Linked DNA regions of Mus musculus: region 1 is linked to region 2. Evidence: chromatin loops called from intact Hi-C (ENCODE). Cell type or tissue: left cerebral cortex. All regions are shown on one strand. Links, peaks and the distances in the headings refer to the core of each region. The heading gives the core; the rest is flanking DNA. Region 1 has its middle 23 kb from the start of Rarb. Region 2 has its middle 160 kb from the start of Rarb.

The links. A loop is a pair of places that touch in the nucleus more often than their neighbours do. Peaks named below come from ENCODE experiments on the same cell type or tissue, not always from the same donor. Only the 100,000 strongest peaks of a DNase experiment are listed, where the experiment ranks them.
Region 1: a loop joins it to region 2, with 2.9 times the contacts of the local background. A loop is called at or near these places in 2 of 42 quality-filtered maps.

Annotation. Positions count from the first base shown.
Region 1 is chr14:16,592,277-16,604,142 of GRCm38, forward strand. It overlaps a transcript of Rarb not described here. Among named protein-coding and RNA genes, the nearest start is that of Rarb, 23 kb to the left of the region's middle. In left cerebral cortex, for the core only: no CTCF peak of the experiment used is centred there; DNase peaks (open chromatin) are centred at 6,004 and 7,135.
Region 2 is chr14:16,730,860-16,742,725 of GRCm38, forward strand. It overlaps a transcript of Rarb not described here. Among named protein-coding and RNA genes, the nearest start is that of Rarb, 160 kb to the left of the region's middle. In left cerebral cortex, for the core only: no CTCF peak of the experiment used is centred there; DNase peaks (open chromatin) are centred at 2,444, 3,003, 5,093, 7,131 and 1 more place.

The DNA.
Region 1 (11,866 bases), core at 2,343-10,342, 140 kb before region 2:
ATAGGCTTGATCTCAGAGAACCAGAACTTAATCAACATTGCAGATTTAAAAGAAAAAAATATTAATTACCCCACCCCCCAGTTGGCCTTCAGGGATCAAGGGCTGTGTCAGTGGTAACCCCCAGTTCCTTGGGTTTCCAGAGAGTCAGTTTTCTTTTCCATAGATAGGAAAAGGGTAGAGTAAGTGCTAGGTGGGCATAGACGCACTTGCATTACTAAAAAAATTACAGTAAGCAAATATGTACCCGGAGCAGCTGGCAACACCTAGAGTGGGTGTGGAAAAGGACCTGGAAGTCCAGTTTAGAAGGACAAATTGTTCACATTGCCATGGGATTGGGGTGTGAGCTTTTCTCCTTTAGCAATATTTGAAAATCAAAGTAGTTATTCTTGGGTCTGCCTGCCACCCTCTGCCATTCTACATCCTGAGGAACTTGGAGGTGATAGGTGCTCAGAAAGTTTAAGCACCCACTCAAAGGTTCCTCTTCACTTTCCAGAGATGAATAAAAAGGAGAGAGCTTGCAGAATTTCAAATTTTACCCTGATCCAATTTTCCCTGTTCCTTAAAAAACGCAGGTAGCTGCCTCAGCCATGTTCTCCCTTGTTTGATGTGTCCAGACACTTGAGATCCTGGGTGGCTGCATAGCCTGAAGGAGATGAGCCCTACTGGGCAGCATTCTCACCTGAACATGTGTACCTATGTGTGTGTGCCCGTGGTCAGCCTTACTGGAATGAATGCAAGCAGCAGGCTGGCCCCTCCAAAGTGTGGAAAGAAAGCTCTGGGACATTTCATTAGGAGAGGGGTCCTTGGAAAGTGTGAGCTAACAGAAACCACTGGAAAAAGGGTCAGCAATTCAAGACACCAATGAAATGTTGACAAACACCATGCCTCCCTCTTCCTTCAAATCTAAACCAAGCCATTGAAGCAATAGCAATTTGCAGCAGGATCAACCTGGTCCAAGACTGGGCCTCTCCCACTTCTCATCAGCCTCTGAAAGGCCAGGAAAAAGAAATCCTGAAAGGCGCAGTAACATTTTAAGTTGCTTCTTCCAGGCATAACCAGCTCCTGGGAAACATAAGTTCATCTCTTTCTTTCCTTCCCTCACCCTCTGCTTCCTTTCTCCAAGTAATGTACAGTCTGCAAAAACTGTCATCCTTTTGTTTTAATAGAGACCATGCCTAACTTCTCAGAAAAAGAAATGGAAACACCAGGGCTTCTCCCAGCATTCAAAGCAAGCTGTCCCAGGCAGCCGTCAGGACTTATAAGAGATCTGAAAAAGTCATTAGGATGGTCACATGGTTTGGGATATAGTTTCTTCTCATTTCAAAACAAATTAAAAACATTAAATCACAGAACTGAAATTTTCATTTTGGTTCTGGTTCTGATGTTAAGCTGGGGTCATGGCCCTGGCTTCATCTGCTGGGATTGCTTTGGTTTGGATGGGAAGGTGAGGCAAAGTTCACTGGCAGCCACTCTGTCCAGCCTCTCTCACAGAACAGAGCCGACCATTAGTGCTGGAGGAACAGGCCTGGAGTTCAGGTTCCACTTTAGTGGCGCATCAACCTCAGGATGTGCAGTAGTTCCTCTTTGATGGTCTTCCTGTCTTTCTGGAAATTCAAATATGAAAATAGATGTTTTTCTCTATGCCTCCTTTGCTCTTTCCCAACCCTGCCACCTCATCTTGCTGCACCTAGGCCTTTATCTGCTCACCTGGCCTCTCTTACAGTTCTTTACCTCATTGTTTAGCTGGGGCTTATCTGCTTATCTCTAACCTTACTCTGAGATCTTTGTTTTAGGTTATATATTAAATTTCTAGAATTTTGACTTCTGTTTTTAAAAACTGTGTCTAATTTTCTGGTGAAATTCTCCATCTAACAACGTTTATCTTGAATCCATTAGTCACATTGTTTTAGGTAAGTATAGATTCTGGACTACTTACGGGCATTTTCCCTTCTCTTTTCCTCTCCTTTCTCAGCTCCATCTTTTCAACAACTTAAGCAGTTTCCCCAGAAGCCACCCAGTGATTTTCTCCACACAATGTAGTTCATATTACATATATGGCTGCCCCTAGCTGCAAGAAAGGCTAGGAGACAGAACATTTTAAATGGGTGCATTTCTATATTGAATAAAACAAAAATATTTTTAGTAAGGCCTAAGTGGAGAGTGCTCAGTGCATCTTCCATAGTCACTAAGGCAATATTTGAAGTCGAGGGAAAAGAATTTTCCCAAGGGCCAGGCAGGCTACCCAGGTATATTGTATGTATTCATAAACCATAACAATGATGCTTACGTTGCATGGGAAACTCTGTCCTTCTAGATCAGGTCTGTATACATGTCCAACTATAAAGCCATCATGTTCAAAATCCAGAAGGATATGATGTAAGGCCACACTTTCCTGTGGCTGTACATAGGTGAGGGCAGTCTGGCCCTTGTACCAGCTTTATATTCCTTACTGTAAGATGGGAAGGAATGCATGAGTCATGGCCGGGTCACAGAAGTGGGGAGGTGAACACAGAGAAATGTGGAAACATGCTCAAATCTAGCAATCTGCATAACTCTTATATTTATTATGCCATGTTTTAAAATTAGAATTGACTAGGTATGTTGGAGCATGCATGTAACCTAATACCTGAGAGGCTGAACCTGGAGGAAGCTGAGTTTAAGATTAGCCTGGGCTATCTCAGGAATTCAAAGCTTGCCTGAAGGACATAGTGAGACTTGCACTAAAATTTAAAAAGGAAATAATGAAAATTAATAATAATAATAATTATTATTATTATTATAAGTGGAGGGCCTGGAAAGATGTCTCCATGGTAAAGAGCACTTCCTGCTTTTGCCACGGGCCTGACTTTAGTTTATAGTACCTATGTTGTGTGGCTCACAACCACATGAAACTTAAGCTCTTCCTGCTGAAGGGCCCAAATTCCTTTTCTGGCCTCTTCAGGCACCCACATACATATGTGTACACACAGAGAGAGATGTGTACATACACACACACACACACACACACACACACACACACACAGAGAGAGAGAGAGAGAGAGAGAGAGAACAAGATCTTTAAAAATGAAGCAAATGCAAATTGATAACTAAGAAGTATAAACAGAAGCCCAATTATTTACCAGCCCTTCCATGTTATTTAAACTTTTACATAATATAAGTTTATAACATTTCATACAAACCAAATGTAAAAAGCCATAGATAGTAGTATATGACAGTGTGCCCTCACATAAGCAAATGTACACATATGTTGTGTGGATGTTTACTTACTGAGGCTCTGATGTCTTTATCATGGAATTCACAGTGCTGTACTTTAGGATTTGGGCTTTTTGCCCACATGACTGTGTGATCTACTTCTTATGGAGGAGGAGAAGGCTTGGGATTATCAGTGTATCTCAGCATTAAAACTGTCACCTCTCCCACTGGAAATGTGGCAGTGGTGTTGTATTTTCCAAGATATATGCCAACAATATTTCAAACTATGATTAACAGTGCCAATACCTTGTAAAGTTGGGCACGTCTTTTCTTCTTGTGCCTTAGTGATGCCATCTGTCTTTGTGAAGGCTGATCTATGAAATGGCTTTTTAAAAGCCTGATGGTGGCCTTTCTTTCCCCTTGGTGTAGTAGTGTAACTTTTATCAATAATAATGGGAGCTACTTGGTGGTTATGTGGCTCTTGTAGTTAATAGTGATGGACCAGTCTAGAAATTGTGGCCTGGAGTTCAGGAGTCTGTACCAGGAACAGTACACGGACACACAGATTCAAACACATTTCTCCTAAGAGTCTATAATTTACAAATCCAAATATTTAGTGCCACTTCACTTTACTTTTAGTTAAAGAACATATATATTAAAAAAAAATTTCAGCATAAGAGTCTATTGTGAGTATGTGTGTATAACTCTTTCTGTGTGTGTGAGTGTGTGTGTGTGTGTGTGTGTGTGTGTGCATGAGCGTGCACCAAAGGTCTATGTCAGGTGTCTTTCTCAATCTTTCTTCACTTTACTCTTTTGATACAGGCTCTCCCACAGAGCCTGGAGCTTATTCAATCATCCAGGCTGCAAGACCAGTGAGCTCCAGGGATCCCTGTCTCTACCTCCTAAGTGCTGGGGTTTTAGGCAGATGCTCTTGTGCCTGGCTTTCTCATGGGTTCTGGAGGTCTGATCTCTAATCTTCATGCTTTGCCTTCCTTCTTAGAGGTTTCCTCAACAAGATGCTAACCCCATCAGTGAGGGTCTCACCTTTATGAATGGACCATCTCCTAAGGTCCCCTATGATTGGAAATGCAGGGCAGCTAACGGCCTGATAGGCTTTACCCAGTGCCTCTAGTGCCTGGATTCCATCCGTAGTCACATCCCCTTCTGGAGGTCTGAATGTGAAGACATGTGTACACAAGGTAGGCTGAACTCTGAGTGACACAAATTCCTAGGATATTATTTAGCTTTCTTGATAGTTTTCTGTCCCCAGACATTTCAGAAGGACCATGCGTCTCTAGCCAATGAAAGACACCTGTGACATTTTCTGACCCTAATTAAAAAAAGAAAAGAAATCCTCTTTTCAACTTCAAACAAAAACTTGGTTATGATCTAAAAGAAAATTGTAGATTAAAAACAATGTGTGTAAATTCACCAACAAAAGGGATAGAGACACAAAAGAAAACACCTTTGCCACACACTGTGAACATCCAGTAGTACTTCCCAGCTTTCCCTCATGCAGTTAAATTACTTTTTCATGAGAAGCTCTCTGAATTGTCACAGAGCTAATAGGAATTCCTACTCTGAACACTGTTTAATTTTAAGGTTGTTCTGTCTAATTCATTACCAAAGACAAATTTCATTTTGCCAGGGAAAAATCGATTTATTTGTTTCATGTTGAAAGCAGTTTTTTCAAATAAATTCTGAAGGTATACTTATCCAGGCCTCTTATCTCTCATTAAACTAATGCTTTCAAGCATAATTAAGAATAGGCTGGAGAGCTAAGTATATTGTAATGCTGTGACATTAAAGAAGACATATCAAAATGAATTTATAATCATATCATTACATCAAGCTCTACTGTGACTGCAATAGTATTATAACCATAATTAATTAGCTGTGGTACAAATTACTAATAAATCTAAAGAAATTAAATGCCGGATTTTTCAAAACCATATGTCTTTGTAAATTGATTATTTAGAATTTAGAGACTTTTTAATTAGGAAGAATTTATGCAATACTCTATGTAATAATTAGGAATCAGCTTTTCTGTAATATTATTGAACATCAGCAAAAAAAATAAATCTTTGGAAAATAGTCTCATTAATTATAGTATTTCACTGTTAAAAACCAACATATGTATAAAACTTAAGAGGCTAATATGCCTTTCCATTTCCTTAACTTCCAGCCTTATTCTCTCCCGGCTGGAGCTGTCAACACAACAGAATCCCAAAAAAACCGAAACTGCGAGGGATGCTCCCTAGGGGTGTGAGCCCTTAAGAGTATTTCATTATACATTTTTACTTCACTAATCCACACATTTAACACTCATTTCTCATTTCCTAAAGGCAAAGCAGGGCAGGGTGTGGTGTTTCTGAGAATTGCCTTAATTTTCAGCGATTATTTTGATATAAAACACAAAGACTTCTTTGTCAGGAAGGAGGGGACATCATCTGAGATTGAACGGAAACATTGCTGAAGTAAGATATCCTATGTGTGATCAAAAGACCCAGAGATGGGAAGAAATCGGAAGGCAAGTCTCTGGGAAGCCCTCAGGCCCGCCTTCAAAACCAAGACCCTCCTGCAGCAGGAAGAGTGGTAGGAGGCTGCCTGAGCTCTACCTTCTTCCTGCCTCCTCAGAGGAACCGCTAAAGGTGCTCCAAATGAAAGAGGAACATTGTTACAACCAGACAGAGAGTCGCAACCAGTCTGGAAGCAGAACTAGTCTTCAGCTCCAGCTCCTGTGGTTGAAATTCAGCAGGCAGGCTCTGTGCCCCCAGGGGATCTTGAAATGAGGCCAACTTTAAAAATCGTCCAGAAAGCAGAATTCCTCCCTGCTAGTCCCATGAGTCATTCCTGTTTCCTCCTGTCAGGTCTTCTTTGACTATCAGCTGGCCCTTTATCTGAAGGACTTCCAGGGTGCTTGTCACACCCTGAGCATGTGATGGCCAGGGCCACTTGCTCGTTAATTGTTGCTTGCAGGAGAAGGAAGAGTGACCACAGCACCCTCTTCCCTGCTGCAGTAATACAATCAACACAAATCTGCCTCTGGAGGGAGAGTTGCTTCTGCGCACATGAGAGCTCAGGCCCGACAGCCTCAGAGCCAGTACGGGACAGACAGCCATTTTACTATAGACAAATGTAGCACCAAGTAAGGAGTCAGTAGCCCAGGGGTATGACACCCCAGGGAAGAGCTTTAAAGAGTCTCCTGGGAGCACAGTTACAGAAAAGGAACCCGAACACGGATCTGTGCTGACAGACCTCAGTGGAGAGCAGATTATCTCCAAAGGAGCCTTGGAAAATGGCTTCCACTTTTGAATTCTAAATTCTGTAGACAAATTGCAGCTTGCATAGGCGCAGCTTCTACCACGCAACTAGGATGCAAGCCCTCTAAGGATCACTGTGTGCTCCTTAAAACTGTCTAGTTAGTGCTCCTGCCTGCAGTCAGGATGAACCCCTTCTAAGATGATCTACAGCATTGCCCCCACTCACTGGTGGCCTGGGTGACCTTCCTGGTCTCTGGTGAGCAGCTGTTCCCTGCCCCTCACTCCACCACATTTCACTTTTCTGGCCAAACTTCCCTTGACAGCTCCCTTACCCCACCTTACCCCATCCCCCCCCATCCCCCCCCCCACCTGATTCCTCCTGATCTCCCTAGCAGGGCTTATCAACAGGCTGCAAATGCAGGGAAAATATAAATGTAGTTGGATATACAACTGCCTTTTCTTCTCTAAATTTTATGGATGAACAGAACTTGGCTAGCTGTTCTCCTTTGGCAAGGCCGTTCCAATTCTAAATGGTTCTTTTCTAGAGAGAACACAGACAGGTGAAGAAGTTACAAGACAAAGTGCCAAATATATCTCATGTCAGCCCACCTCCTGCCACGGCAGGCTCCCAAAAAAGAAAGGAACGTGCTATCGAGAGGAGGCATGTCGACTTTACGCTACAGAAAATCTGCCAGTTGTCATGTGGGAGCAGTGTCAGAGCGGGCCTTCTGCAGCTCTAGAGAAAGAGGTAGCTAACAAGCAGGCCTAATCCCCTGGCAGACAAGGGCAGACTGCCACCACTCACACTCTTTGCTTTTACAGATAGAAGCTGAGAGCCCAGTTTATACATTCTTACTACAAGGCCAACTCAATATATACAGGGCATCTTTTGTGAGACTGTAGATTGGTTCCTATCATACTCTGTAAGGCAATAGGAATGACAGTAAATAAAGTTTGTTGGCTGGTTCTCTCTCTCTCTCTCTCTCTCTCTCTCTCTCTCTCTCTCTCCTCCCCAGCCTCCTCTCCTTCTCCCTCTCTCTGCACACATACACATGGTTATGCGGTACATATGTATGTGATATATATGTTTATGAATATGAGAAAGACAGAGACAGAGAGACAGAGACAGAAAGACAGAGAGAGGCAGAGAGGTGGAGAGCACATACCACAGTATTCACACCTGGACTGATTTTTCAGGTAATAACCAGGCAACTTGCTGCACAGGTTGTACGGTCATCAGAGGCTATCCCAGCACTTTCAGAATTTTATCTGGGGGTGTGATCTGTGCAGTGATATCTATATTCCAAACAACTCCAAGTAAGCCACAGAAACTGGGGCAAGCCTGTGTCATATGGATACATATCAAACAGATGTTAATTGTTAAATGCATTGAGGGTCCCAGTTCATACTTTTTGCTGACATGGATCAGAGGAGTCCCCAAAGACACATGGATCAGAGGACCTATAAGCAGACCCCATAAAAACCAAGTACACCAAGGACTCTCAGACAGGGGGCCTGTTGTTCACAACTACTGTCATATAAAGGTGATTCTGAAATAGTGTCTGTGTACTAAAGCTAGGCCATTTGTATGTGTATTATTGTACAAGTATTGATAGGTAGAATGGCTATTTTTCTTTAATACTACACATTTTTCTTGATCCCCTTTTCTTTGAGAATTTTATACATATATATAATGAAATATTGTCATATTCATTACCTAATTTTTCTTCAATTCTCCCCAAAATTTAAAATTTTACTCTATTTCAATTTTATGTATCCAAGTGTTTATATGTGTACCACTTGAGTCCTTGGTGCCCACCGAAGCTAGGAGGGGACATCAGATCCCACCTCCCCCACCTCCCTCCAGAGTATGTGATTGTGAGCTACCATGTGAGGGCTGGGAATTGAACTTGGATCTTCTATTAGAACAGCAAGTGTTCCTAACTGCTAGCCCATCTCTTTAACCCCTTAAAATAGATTTTATTATATATATAATATATGCATTGGATCTCCTAAATATGGAGTTCTAGGCAGTTGTGGGACATCCATCCATCCATCCATGGCAGAACAGGAATGCTAAACTTGGATCTTCTGCAAGAGCAGTATATGTCCTTAATTGTGGGGCCATCTCTCCAGACTCTGCCAAGTTTTCTTTGGTAAGTTTTGAAGTCCAATTACTCTTGGCCATACATGCAGGCATGTGAGATACCCAGTAGAACATAAACCTTCTAGTAGCTATGTGCTCAGAGAAAAAAGGTCTTTTTTTTCTTCCCCAACAGCTAAAACCTGCTGCTAGCTCTTCAGCCATGCTTGAAGCCCAGAGCTATCTTCCCACAGCCATGGTGACTTTGGCTGACTTGATTTCTACAGGTCGTGTGTGGGTAAGCACAGCTACTGTGGGTTCTCGAGTGTGATGGCCATGTCTTGGCAGAGGGCAGCATCTCACAGCACCTCCTATCCCCCAGCTCTTACATTCCTTCTGCCTTTCCCTTTCCTTGATGTTAGCTGAGCCTTGGTGTGGGTGGTGAAGAATTTAGAAAAATACCTTGTTCAGGGAGGAGTACTCAGTCTCTTCTTAGCACTTTGTGGCCTGATTATTCTGATAGATAAAAGGTACTAATACTTAACTCTGTACTGGGACCCTCTTGTGTCAGAAGCCTGTATCATGAACACACTCTTATGATCTCTTTCCCCACTCCTTTCTACCCTCCCACCCCCACTCAGTTCTGGTATGATTTGCAGTCATCTGCTTTTAGAGTTACACCTTTGGGCTCAAAGAAGTGATTTACCACCTTAGGAAATGAAGTGATGAACAGTCCTTTATTGGAAAAATATTAGTTTTCCCCAATAGCTTATTTCCTTATTCAAAATGCTTCATGGGACATGGAGCACACAAAGGCCCTAGCGTTACTGGGGTAGAAGAGCATGGAATGGGTGCAGCTATATTCCATATTATGCAGAAGTTGTGATTCTGGCACAGGAGAGGTGGAAGAAGAAGTGTCAGTAGTTTAAGGCCCTCTGTAGCTATGTAGTGAGTTTGAGGCTAGCCTTGGCTACATATGCCACTGTGTAGTGGATAGAGTGGATAGGATGTCTGTTGAGAAGACATCTACTGTATGAGGGCAACTCTCAAACTTTGGCATTGACAGAATAAAGTGAAGGGCTTGTTAAAAGTCAAGACTCCTGAGTCCTACTTCTGAGTTTCCAACACAGTTAGTGAGATGTGTGTTAGGGACAGGCTCTGTGGGATGAGCTAGGGAACTTCACTGAGAGATGAGATGTATTAGTGGTGGGCACTGAGGGTTGAGCTAGGGGTGGGCACTGGGAGCATGTGTTAGCGCTGGAAGGTTCTTAGAAGATGCCACTGCTTGCCCAGAATGAACCATTGAGGGTTCCTGTTTGAGGTCCTCTCCATGATCTGACTCTGGGTGGGCATGTGTGAGAGGGAGGCAGGCATCTGTCAAAGTTTCTACTCCAATATGTCTGGTACCAACTTGATGATACCATACATACAAATGAAGACAAGAGTTGCAGGATGCATAGCTCATGCTGTTCTAAGAACATAGACACATATATGCTAACTCACAAATCCTCACCACCATCTTTGGAGCGGTGTATTGTATTTTCATCACTATGACCCACACACTAACTTTCCTAACTCACTGAATCCTCACCACTACTTTTGGAGAAGTGTACTATAGTATCATTATCATGGCTCATATACTAACTTTCCTAAGGTCTGGCACATAGTAGGCTGGGCAGAACCAATGAACTACACTGCCTCTATCCATAGCCCCTTTCTATTTCAATGTTATCTTCACTCTGGGAGAGTGACTACTCTCCTTTAAAGAAGAGTACCTTTTCAGAACCTCTTCTAAGAGTGATGCTAGTCACCTGTAAGCTGCTGGACACTAGCCTTGTGTCAATTGACAGAGCTGCTCACCTATCTGCCTCTACCCTGCCATCCCCGGAGTGTTTACGGCTCCATAGTTATAATTTTACAAGGGATGTGAAAAGACATGACATACAGGAAAACAGTCAGGGAAGGAATCCTGAATGAAGGACAAGAAATAAACAGGAAACAGAAAGAATGAAGCAGTAGGAAGGAGGGAGAAAAGGACAGAAAGTTCCAAGTAATGAAGATTTCTTATGAGAGCAAAACTTAAACACTGAACTTGCATGGGAGAAAGCATATATATATACACACACACACATATGAAGAAACCAGGAATGTAAATCAAAGATAAAGCCAGCTAAGAGGAGGCAATCCAGGACATGAGCAGGGAATTCTCCAGGGCCGGGGTGGGGGTGGGGGGTGGGGGCAAGGAGACAAAAGGTGCTACTAATTGAATTTAGGGCATGGTTTTTATTACTATACTTGAGCTACAGCAACATTGTTCTTTGTCTTCAGGAAACTTTGCAATCTTCTAAAATACAGGAAATGCCTTTTGGTTTTGTCCCAGTACTGGCCACTCAGTTCCTGCTTGCTTGTTTATTTTTTTCTTGAGCAAAAGAAGTCTCAACTAAAGGTTGGCATGTGGGATAAATCTTCGAGAGGAAAGACAGAGAAATAACGCAGGAGGAAGGAAGGATTCATTGCGACACCAGCCAGGTCAGGGGAATGGCCACATAGCTGCATTCCTGAGAGCACAGGCCTGCTCCCTGGCCCTGGGACTGAGAGGAGGGTCATCCTGAAGGCTTACCACAGGGCCTGTGACTCCGAGTGTTCTGTTTTAAATTAAGAGCTGGGTTCACCAAAGGGGTACAGCGTTGGGAGGAGCAGGGATGTGTCTGTTCTTCTGAGACCTTGCTGGAAGTGGTCTGTTCCACTGGGTAGGGCACAAATGGTATGTGTGTAGTTTATAGGTGGAGGCAAGTGCCTCTCCTTTATCCCTTATCACACTAGTTAGATTCTTTTCTTTGCATTTCTGTTGTTATGGAATAAGAAATGAGGGGGCTTAATGATGTGGTTTCAAAATTTGTTTTCTTATCCCAGAGTAGGCAGGTCTTTGTTTTTGAGAAAGGTCTTGTTATGGAGCCTGGGCTAGCCTCAAGAGTCTTAGAATCCTAGTGATGAGATCACAACCCTTCATCACCATAAACACCTTTCAAGCAGTTCCCATCTGGGTCTTTGTTAACTTCTGCCCATCCAATTGAAGAAGTGCCTCTCCCTGCATCCTCTGAGACTCTGTCCTTCGGTCCCGGAGAGCAGTTATGTATAATCATGTGTGATATGCAGCATGACCTTCTGTGAAATTGAAGATACTCATGAATGTAAACAGGAAGCAGTGGTTAGACGTGTCACACTCTCACCTTTAATTCCAGTTTTTAGGAAGTGAGAGAGGAGGATTACTGCAAGTCTGAGACCAGTCTGGGCCACACAGCAAGTGTCAAGCCCTTCTGAGTTAGTG
Region 2 (11,866 bases), core at 1,236-9,235:
GACAGGAACTGAAACAGAAATACAGTTGGCAGCGCATTAGGTTTCTAGCTTTATTACAAAGCGAGGATCACCTGGAGCTAGCCACAGATGGGCCCTCACACATCCTGATAGATATGTTAACATGCCAATCTGACTAAGGCAATTCTTCAATTGAGATTCCTTCTTCCCAGGTTAGTCTAAGTTGCATCAATTTGATAATAGAACCTGACCATGAAAGTGACCATGGCCACTTTCACCCTGTAATCTGCTTCCTGTCCAACATTAGGTGAACACTGTACCATCTACACATATTTCTACTATGATGCTCAGCTTCATAATGGGCCCAGACTAACATGAAGCTAACTGGCCACAGACAGCCCTCTGCAACACAGTGTTCAGCCACAGTTATAAAATGAGACAAGAACATACACTCACACACACACACACACACACACACACACACACACACACACACACTCACATGTGCACACACACACATGTGCACACACAGAGCAAAACAGCAGTGTGGAACATGGGCTGCTCTTCTGGGAGAAAAAGACCCTGTGTGCTTCTGGGATCCACACCAGTTGTCAGTCAGTCATCACCTTTGCTTTTGCTCTTCAGTAGCACTTTCATTTCTACGAACCAACACAATCAGATTGTTTTATTCTTGACTTTTCCTTCAACCTTTTGTTTTTATTTCCACTTAATAAGTTGGTTAAGCTCTAGTCTGTTCAGAGGGCTTTCAGAGAAATTCTTTCTGGAAGCAAGGATGAGGTTTCTTTGGGACCCATTCTCTGCTCACCTTCCCTGTTTTATATAGGAGCTAAAAACATGAGCCTTGCTGAATAAAGAAATCCCACAGAACAAACCGTACTCAGAGGAAGGTGGATAGCCTTAGAGAATGTGAGATGCAACTACATCAGCTGTCTGTTGAGACTAGGGATGATAATGGGAGAAAACAGTTCTTTAGCAAAAGTGCTTAACCTGAGAAATCTCTGCCCACCTGGCTGAGATGCAATGGAGCTCCCAGATCTCTAGCCCACGGGCTCTAGGCCAAAAGACTAGCATCTCTACTAGACAGCTCTTCTCTGCCTGTGGGGTTTTTGATAGAGTAGCTCTAGCTTTGGGCAATTCTCTCTTTGCTCAGGGTTCTACATAATGTTACTTGAATGTTAAAAATGTTCTGTTGTATGTTGGATAAGAGGCATTCTTCCCATAGTCAACCATATTGATAGTACCACAATATCAGCCATATAGGAAAACTGTTGCAAACATTACCAGGATCCTGGAAGTGCTCACACTGCTCTGAATTGCCTGTTACACAACTCTAACTTCTCTAGATGGCTTTGCAAGAGTGCTGCCACTATGACCTCACTCACATTCAGGAACACAGCATACAGAGGTGAGTCCTGGCTGAGCTAGCAAGGAGCTGGGCTGAGTCTGTTTGGCACTTTGCCTATATTTTAGTAATGACGTTAGCAAATAAATACAGGATTGTGCTGGGAATTACCATAGAGGGCCAACCAGCTGTCACTTTGAATAACTGAGAGAGCCAATCTTTTATCTCCATGAGATCTTTATCGGTGGTAAAGGACAGTGTTGGGAAGTCTCTCTTACTAAGTTTCTATCTTCATCATCACCACCAATCATCACCACCACTATCCTTATCCTCATGGCTCTTGGGGGCCCTCTGACACACTATTCTTGGTCTATGTTACATTTGGGGAAACTTTCAGACCCCAGAGGTGTTTTCTGTGAATTCTAGCTGAGGGCTAAGTGACCCTTCTTGAACAGGCCACGTGTCATTCTTTGTCCTAGGACAGTAGCGTGGGCTGAAAGGGAGATCTCAGGTACAGCAAACTTAAAAGCAACTGAGGTCTCTCCAGTGTTTCTTTGCTGGTGGAGGCAGGTGTCCATATCAAAGAGAAGGCAGCTTCTGAAGGGACTGGCTTCTGAAGACTGGGGTTTTGAGGAGTTAAGAAGGCAAAGGGGAAGGCATTAATCTAAATCTTACTCCAGGCTTCCATCTGAGAAAGATGGCTCCAAGGAGCAGTGCATGTTTACTCTCAATTCACAAGTACTTTTTCATCTCACAATCTCCTTCTGAAAAAGAAAGAAAGAAAAACTACAAAGCTTTCGTTTCTTTTGCTTCTGCTTGTTTTCCTTCTCTACCTTCAAGGCAGGACACAGATCTGGTTCCCTACTTGAGGAATGCTCACCATTTACTTAGTGGTGGACTCCATCCACTTGGAAGAAGTGCTGAGTGTGCCCCATCTTCCCTTTGTGCTTGAAGGCTTGTAGGGGTGTCACTCAGGGTAGGGGTTTGGTGGGATAAGGGCCAGCTCACCATTAGGTGACCCTTGCCTCCCAGCATTTCAGTGAAGAGCACGCTGGGATTCTTGTTAATTAGTCAGATTCTCCCACTGGGGAACGAGAACCAACTCCTATCAGCTGTCTCAAAGCAGAGCATCCTCCAAGCTTGGGGGTGGTGAGAGAAACGATTCATCTCTATCAGGGTTTGGAGAGATACTAGGAAGGAGCCTCCCTCTTCTCTTCCCACATGTTTGAAACAATCTCAAATCAAACTGGCAAAATTTTGAGGAGTGGGAATGAGGGAAGCCCTGCAAGAGGGGGGGGGGAGTTAAAGTCCCTGGTTAAAGATTAATATTCCAAGTTTGGGACAAAAGGACACTCTTTTGTCGTTCTCTGCTTGTGCCTCTGAATGTAAACATTGTTCTGAGAGCCGCTTTCTCTCCCCGGATCTTTAAAGGGTAATAAATTAGCCTGCGGATGGCCATACAAGCTGCTACTAGATGTGAATGAGAATGTGTCTGAAGAGAAGGCTGACTTTCCATCACACTCTACTGAAAGAATGGTGGGCTTTTCTAAAGAAGCATGTTGTGCCTATTAACCAACTTACAAAAGGGGCCATTTCCTTGATTTATGTTCTGTTGCTATAGCGATCGTGCAGCCCAGACTGGCAGGTGAAGCTCCCTTCTAACAACCTCAGAGGCTTCTGTAGTTATTTTCCAAACTGCAGAACAGGCTGGAGGACGGTGCAAACAAGCTGTGTGTGTCAAGCAAACTAGCATCTGGTTCTCGAATTTCCACTTAGCTCTCTGAGGTTAAGACGAGATATTCAAGAGCAGGTCAAGCATATTGGCGCACTTAAAAATACAAATACAGAGCTCTGTCTTCAGCCATAGGTGCTGTGCTGGTACAAGAGCAGGCTGTTGCTCAAGGCACTTTACAGAGTATGCTCTGCTGTGTATTAGGGCTGAGCTAGGCTTTCAGAGTGTGAACAGAGGCAGCTCTGCATACATCTGTGTGTACTCAAGCCACGTTATTGGGCAGGTAGATTAGGGTCTTTGCATAATCATGCTGGAGGGATTAGAGGGGCAGTTTTACTCATGTTTCAGGAGGGAAAACAGAGATTCAGAAGGGACATTTGCTTAAGGGTGATGTGGGTGATTCACAGTAGAGCAGTGAGACCCCAGCCATCAACACAGGGCTGTGGAAATGAGCTGTAAGAAATGTGGGGGTCAGAGGTGGGGAAGGGGTTGAGATGGCATAATTTCATATGTAATTCAAAAGGAAAGCATTGCCACTGAGTTGTGGCGAGTGATGTGGGCAGAATAAGGCAGTGAGGACGAGGGAACAGAGAACTGAGCAGATGGACAGACAGCCGTTCACACTCTCCAATGCTAAAGGGACCATGTCCTAGAGAGAGGAAAGGCCACCAAGGGGATATATGACCCCACAGATATGACTATATCTGAACAGGAAGTGAATCTTCTCAGTGCTGAGGGCATGTGACTTGTGTCTGGAATACAGTGTGCTATTTAGTGTAGTATGGCTATCCAACAATGCTTTACAGTCTGGGGACTCCCATGGTTCTCCATGTGCACCATCAATGTGTTAACAAGGTTGTTTCTTTTAAGGCTGCCCCCTCCCCCTGGAACTATAGGTTATCTTTAGGGTGTTTGCACATAGTCTCACTCCTGTGTAGGCCTGCACTCATCTCAGTTTTTAATACAGCTACTATAGTGGGTTGGGACCTACCCTAATGATCCCTTTTGATCTCATTACTTCTTCATCCCTCTATCTTAAAAGCAGTTACATTCTTAGGTAAAAGATAAATTAAAACTCACCCTTAAAGCAGGGCTTTCTTTGAATAGCACCATATTTCATCAGCCTGAAGAATTAGAGAGCATTCTCTAAAAAGTTCTCCTGTATTTAAACTCACGAGTAGGTGGGAGGTTTTCTGTAGGCTATAGTGTAGCTGAAGAATCACCCCAACCTTCCAGGGAGGCCAGTGCTTTCTCCCCCAGCTAAGAATAGTGGTGACATCCTTTCAGCCTCCAGGAATTCCCGAGATTCCCTTCTTCATAGGGCCTTTGGGTCTCTTGGTCTCTTGTGGAAGAAATGTTGATGAGTCGCTAAAACATGAATCTTTTGGTTTATTTCCAAAATATTATTTACGGCTCAGGTCATGCCTCTGCAGTGCTTCCAGGAAGCAGAAAGGAATGTCCCAGAGAGGAAAACAATTCCCTGCTTCCTCCCACTCCTTTATTATGCTATAAACATTTGTTAATAGAGCAATTATCTTTTGAGTTGTAAAGCTAAATAAGTCCATGGAAGAAAGGGGTGAGGGGAAAGTACAATTGCTCAGGCTTAATGAAGTCCAGTGAAATGACTCTGAGCAGATGCGAGATAGGAGGGCAGAGCCCTCTTTGGATGAGGCTTACTTAATAAAGGAGAGCATGCCTTGCTGCTGACCCAAATCTCCTTACACCCGGGGCTTGTCGAATAATGTAAACAAGTACAAAATAAAACTATCAGCTAGCACATTTAGCCTGGGCTGCAGAGTGATTTCAAGACCAGCCAGGGTGACTTAGACTGTTCTCAGAATAACAAGTGAAAAGAGGGCCAGTGACTTGGTTTAGGGCTGTGCATCCTTTTCAGACATGTCATGTTGTGACTGCAATGAGCAGGCAAAGCAAGTACATGGAACAATTCTGTTGGCGAGCTGGGCATTAACATAGCCAGCTTTCCCAAACATTTGACAAGTGTCTGCTACTATTTTTAGTTTGTTCCATACACATATTTTGTCTCACAGTTTCCAAGTCAGAAGTCTTCACTGAGAATATGCAGTCAGACACACTGAGAAACCTAGTGGAGCTGGTGGAATATTTGAACATTGGTTCTGAAGATAGCTTTATCCCAGACACAGCACACCCCAAAGGGCCCTTCTGCTGCTCACTGGGGCTGGGTGCACTGTCACTGTGGCTGTATGGCTTCAGTGGTGGAAGAGAAGTGGACTTCTGTCCTTGACTTTGGGGACGATTATTCCAGGAGTTAAGCAACAGAGGAGTCTTGTCCTCCTATCAGAAATGGATGGGCCACAATTGAGACACAGTGGGGAGGCTAAAGAAAAAGGAAGGAAGGGTAAAGAGCATGTCTCCTATTTTTGTATCAAGCCTGAGAGCAGAAGTCTCAATATTGGGCACATGAGAGGTAAATGTTGCTGGGTGATGGATTCTATTTGAAGACAACTTTGGTTCTTCATCATTTCTACTGTAGGGAGCTTAGCTGAGGGTCAGGAAGCATCTCCATTGGAGAAACCCCAGACAATCATGGCACGAATAGATACATCCCTCACAGACTAGCCTGACTCCCACCCTAGGCTCAATAGGGGTAATGTGGCTGTGTCTTGACTTTGATGGACAGCAAAATCATAGGGACATTTTGTGACAAAGAGTTGGATCAAGCAAAATTTACCACTTGTACTGGCTAGTTTTGTGTCAACTTGACACAGCTGGAGTTATCACAGAGAAAGGGGCTTCATTTGGGGAAATGCCTCCATGAGATCCAGCTGTAAGGCATTTTCTCAATTAATGATCAAGGGGGAAAGGCCCCTTGTGGGTGGCACCAACTCTGGGCTGTTAGTCTTGGGTTCTATAAGAAAGCAGGCTGAGCAAGGCAAGGGAAGCAAGCCAGTAAAGAACATCCCTCCATGGCCTCTGCATCAGCTCCTGCTTTCTGACCTGCTTGAGTTCCAGTCCTGCATCCTTTGGTGATCAACAGCAGTATGGAAATGTAAGCCGAATAAACCCTTTCCTCCCCAACTTGCTTCTTGGTCATGATGTTTGTGCAGAAATAGAAACCCTGACTAAGACACCACTCAATGGCATATGTCCCTTAGCTTGCTCTGTAGTACTTGTGGCTTGAATTTCTGTGACAATTTTGTGCTAGATTTGAAATGTGCTTATATATTGAACTTGCTCCTTTTATCAACATGGACACAAGAGACATCACTTCTGTTAAGTGAGAATTTTATATTTAAAAATTTATCATTTTTGTTAAAATGTGAGAACTTTCTTCTTCCCACACTCACTTTTTAATGCATGCTAAATTAATTTTTGTAATCCTGAGGTTCTTGTCTAAGCACTTAAGATATGCTTTTAGAACAGAATAGAGAGAGTTTGAAAGAGAGTTTCATACTGGAGGAGAGGGTGACTATATATAATCACGTTCTGTATTTTAGAAAGCTAGAAGACAGGATTTTCAAATGCTTATAACACAATGAACCAACAAAAAATTTGAGGGAGTAGTTGGGAATGGTACACTTGAACCTGAACACTACACAATATGAACAGCATGCATAAATATTAAAAGATCATAGAAAACTCTACAAATATGTACACATTTTATATGTTAATGTAGCAATCAAAAATAAACTTAGTAATAGAAGAATGGAGAAAGAGATTAAGATTTATGGTTAACAGGGCTGGGTAGTTATGGGTAGTTAACCAATGACTCAGACTAAAACAGAGATAGAAAAGAGAAACTATGGAGATGGTAGAAAATGCATCTGAGTTAAAAAAAAGCTTTCAGAGAGAGAGAGAGAGAAGAGAAGAGAAGAGAAGAGAAGAGAAGAGAAGAGAAGAGAAGAGAAGAGAAAGAGCATGTGTGTGTGCATGCATATGCATCTGTGTTATTGTGCATGTGTGTACATGTGCGAGTATATTTGTCTGTGTGTTGGTGGTCACACTTGTTTTAAGGGTTACAGCTCTGAGAGGAAAGGCTTCCCTGAGGGAGGTGTTGCAGCTTTGAGGGGGAAGGTTTCCCCAGTGGGAGTCATAGCTCTGAAGTAAAAGGTATCCTGGCAGCCAGGAGCCAAGAATACCACAAAGTCACACTGTACAGCAAACTATTGGGAGAGAAGAGGGTAGCTGCCTCTGCTCAGGGAGAAGCAGCAGGAATTGAGCAAGGAGACAGGCTGAGGTAGGTTGTTTTGCTTTTTTTTTTCTTCTTCTTGTTTTTAGTGGGGGGTGGGGGTGGGGGTGGGGGAGGGGGGAGGGGGGAAATGAGTTTTCTAGGGTGGAGATTTCCAGGGTAGGGATTAGTGAGATTTTGAGTCCTGACTTTGAAGGTTTGGTGTGTTTTGGTAAGTTTTCCAAGCTCATGTCAGCTGTTGAATGTGAAGCTTAGCTTCTGGAATCTGGCTCCTTCCTTTGGCTCTGTCATCCAAGCTGGCTCACCTCTCTAAGCCAGGGGGCCTCATCTGTGAGAGGGGATGGTTACCTTGACTCTAATCTCTTATCTAGCCTGACATGTCACCTGACAGACACCCTTAATTGCTACCCTCTCTAGCCCAGCCCACCTGATCCTTGACAATGTAGCAAAGTATATCATTTCAATTACTCCCCTTGAGTGACATCCAATGGCCACAGATCCTACTAACTCTCACATCCTGTCCCTATGTACATTTCTGTTCACATTTCTGGCTAGTGCAAGCAAGCAAGCAGTGGGTCTTCCCTGTAGAGGACCTGGAAGTTGACCAAGTTTTTTTTCTTCCCACATCACTCTGCTAACCCAGCCTTGCCAATTCACACCTCCTTAGCAGAGTTTGCCAGAGCCCATCCCCAGCACAAGGCAAGCTCTCCTGCCAAACCATCACTTTAAGAAGGCTCACTTCAGGATGACTACTCACACTTGGCTGTGAACACTGACGGACAATGTTGCCAGCTATCCAAAAGAAACCCTGTCTTAGTCAGGGTTTCTATTTCTGCACAAACATCATGACCAAGAAGAAAGTTGGGGAGGAAAGGGTTTATTCATCTTACACTTCCATATCGCTGTTCATCACTAAAGGAAGTTGGGACTGGAACTCATGCAGGTCAGGAAGCAGGAGCTGATGTAGAGGCCATGGAGGGATGTTCTTTACTGGCTTGCCTCCCTGGCTTGCTCAGCCTGCTCTCTTATAAACCCAAGACTACCAGACCAGAGATGGCACCACCCACAAGGGGACCTCCCCCCTTGATTGCTAATTGAGAAACTGCCTTACAGCTGGATCTCGTGGAGGCATTTCCCCAACTGAAGCCCCTTTCTCTGTGATAACTCCAGCCTGTGTCAAGTTGACACAAAACTAGCCAGTACAGGTTCCTTGATGCAGCAGAAAACCAAAGGGATGGTGTGAATGAAGTGAAGGAGAGTGAACTCTGGGCACCTGTCTCATACAGCTACTCTAGGGACCACTAGTGAATATATCTTCTAGTCAAATATTCATGGATACTATACACATACATATCAGTGTATACATCTACTAGTCAAATACATCTACATACTATATACATATATACCAGTGTATATATTTATTTGTCAAATATGAGTTTGGCCTGTGCTCCTGGAACTTCCTGAGTGTGCATTTGAGTAGTTCTACCAAGCCTCCTGAGGACGTCTTCTCTTTTTTTGTATACATGGACTTATAGGTGCCTGGGAACTTATGTTTTAGAGCACTGCCTAGATAAGTTACCCATTCATGTACACTCAAAGTGTAGTGGCCTAAAACACCATCTACTCTTAAGTCTCCAAGCATCTAGATATGACTTGGATGGCCCTCTGGAAGCAGGTTGCTGACCCAGCTGTGTTCTTCAGAAGGCCTATTGAAAAGTTTATAGTAGATAGTAAAGTAGTTAGTAGTAGATACTGGGATTCTCATGTTAGACTCAATGCTTAGTTCCTCAGTGGGTGTGGTCTATGGTCATTCAATTATCACGTGGGCATCTCCAGTATGGAAAGTGGAGTTTATTCATTAAAGCACATGTGGTGAGATAGGGAATGTGGAGGAGACAAAGTTACAATCTTCTGGGATCCCTTCTAGGATTCGGATTCTGTCATCTCTATCAGCGAGCTGAAAGAAAGGCAGGCTGAGAGAAGTCTACCTACTCTGATAGTTACCAGGAAGTAAAGTCACTGAGAGCCACCTTACTTTCCCCACCACAACCTATGGGCCAGGTCTCTGGTCTTGTTGGGTCCCATATGCCATTTACAAACTGAGCTAGACATGTCTGTGTTGATCTGATGGTAGAATAACCCAGTCCAAGGCCACAGCCACACACTTGGCTCTTACTGAATAGTAATCCATAACTTAGAACTTCTGTTTCTTAATAATGTGTATCAGGAAGACAGTAGGTTTGACTCAGAGAAATCAAATGGATTCTAAACCATATTAGACTAAATAGATAGCCACAGACTCCAGTGGGTACCTCTAAAGTGTCAGACAATACATGTTAATGCTGGCAATTGGGTGGCCTCCTGTCAGGTTGACATGGAAGACCAAAAAAAAAAAAAAAAAACCACAACAACAACAACAACAAAAAAACCCAAAGAACTTCTACTTGCGGTCAGATCCAAAATATTGAAGGAAATTAGTTCCTATTCTTTGACCTTCATAGCTTGGGCGTGATGGCCATGCTGAGCTGCTGCCCTCAGAGCTCTGACTGGTTTTCTCAAGTCCAGATGTTCCGGAGAGCTGAGGCCACTACTCTGTTACTCACAGAAGCGAGCCTTCCTGGAGGCTGTTTCTACAGCGCTGCTCTACTGTCAGGCCTCAGAGATGACACTGAATGAAGCAAGCAGGAAGCATGGCTAGGTGAATTACATAGGAAGCCTAAAGTTACTGCAGTGACTATGTGAGTGGCAGGTCGTTCACTTGAAAATGGAGTGACACCATCCTTTGGGTCATTCTAACCCTTTGGCTAGATGGACTTCCCCAACCCCTACCTCTGCCTCACACACCTTAGAGAAGTTGAAAATGTAAACACTGCAGTCTGCCACCTTGTCCTCCCTGGTTGGGGAGGTGGGAATCAAAAGGAAGTCCTCCTGGCTGATGAAGAAACCCCCACAGGCCTGTGTAGCTGCACTATAAACCTGGTTCTGTGAGGATACCACCAAGCAGTTCTCAGCACGGGGTGTCATCCAACCCCTGGTCCAGAAGCATACACTTTCTCGGCTCACCCACATTTCCTCAGCTCTGACTTCAGAGTGTGAATGCTTGCCAAGAGCCATTTATGCTCCAGGCATTTGCTTAGGCTTTTGGGATTCATGAGGGGAGAAAGCCAGACCCAAAAGCAGAGCTCTCTTGTTACAGTGTGAGGGAATAAAACAAGACTCGTATTAAGTAAATATTTTTTTATTTTAAAACTAAGGTGCTACCAGAAAGGGAAAAGCAAAAATATAGGCAGTAGTAAAAGTGCTAGAGTGACTCAGTGTGGAGTTGAGCACGGATTCAGCTCTGAGGGAACCACTCAGCACAGGCACAGCTCAGCACGGGTGCAGCGCCGAGGGTGCAGCTCAGCACGGGTGCAGCACCGAGGGTGCAGCTCAGCACGGGTGCAACACTGAAGGTGCAGCACTGGGGTTGCAGCTCAGCACGGGTGCAGTGCTGAGGGTGCAGCACTCAGGGTGCAGCTCATCAGGGGCACAGCACTGAGGGTGAAGCTGAGCAGGGGCGCAGCACTTAGGGTACAGTTCAGCATTGGCTGCAGCGCTGAGAGTGTGCCACATAGCTTTCTCAGCCTTTGAGAGGCCTTGGGTTGGACCTTTAGTACCATAGCCAACCAATCAGACAAGGGTGGAAATGAGAGTCTTAATTATAAATAAGGAAGTGAGTAGAAGAGTCTGAAGGAAGAGGAGGTTGCTCACAGAGCCTAAGGGAAGATACTGCATACAGAGATCAGTCCCAGGAACAAGTTCCCTGGTGGAGAGGCTGAGGAATGCAAAGAGCAGGAAAGAGCCCAGCACTAAATGCTAGACCGGATACCAAATTCTCTGCCTCCAATCTCTTTCTATTTTAAACAACTAGAAGGATCTCTCTTCCCCTCCTAAACTGGGTCCGATGCAAAAAATTTGCCCCCAACCTTGTAGAAATGCATTGAAATTCTCTTTGGTGTTTATACCTACGCCAGAGCGAGTTCCCCTTCAAATTTGGTGTTGTAAAGACCTAGAACCTTTCAGAAAAGGTACTTAACACATGGTTATCAACAGCAAATGGGCACAGCCAAACAGGAGAGAGTTTTGTGGGAGGATGTGGATTCCAATACAGCTAAAAGTGTGGGAGATAAAGATCTTCCTTGTTGAAGTAACACATTTAGTATTCTAATGAAGTAATTATAAAAGTAAGTAATTATTGAAATAACTGCATCAACTCCCAGCCATTAAAATCCCTCTAAACAGCTCTGGCACTAAGGCTTGGCTATTAGAAACCTTGGCAACCACTCAAGCCTACAACAGCTTCTAATTAATTGATCTCACCTCTAATCTGCTATTGTTAGCTCAGCACTGATCATTTGTTTGGCCCATGGATCCTATTGCCCCTTCCTTTTGATTGTATTTGTTACTGTACCCTCTCTATCTCCTTCAATTAAGCACAGGTTAAGTGGTTCACTCGCAAGAGAATAGGAGATAATGGTACCAATCAGAGTAATCTCTTTAATTTGCTAAATGAATTACAGGGAAACCCCAGCCAAAGTGAAGTCATAGCTAGTGGCCTTCACGTGAACTATACATAAGGACTATCTAATCATTAACCCACCATAAG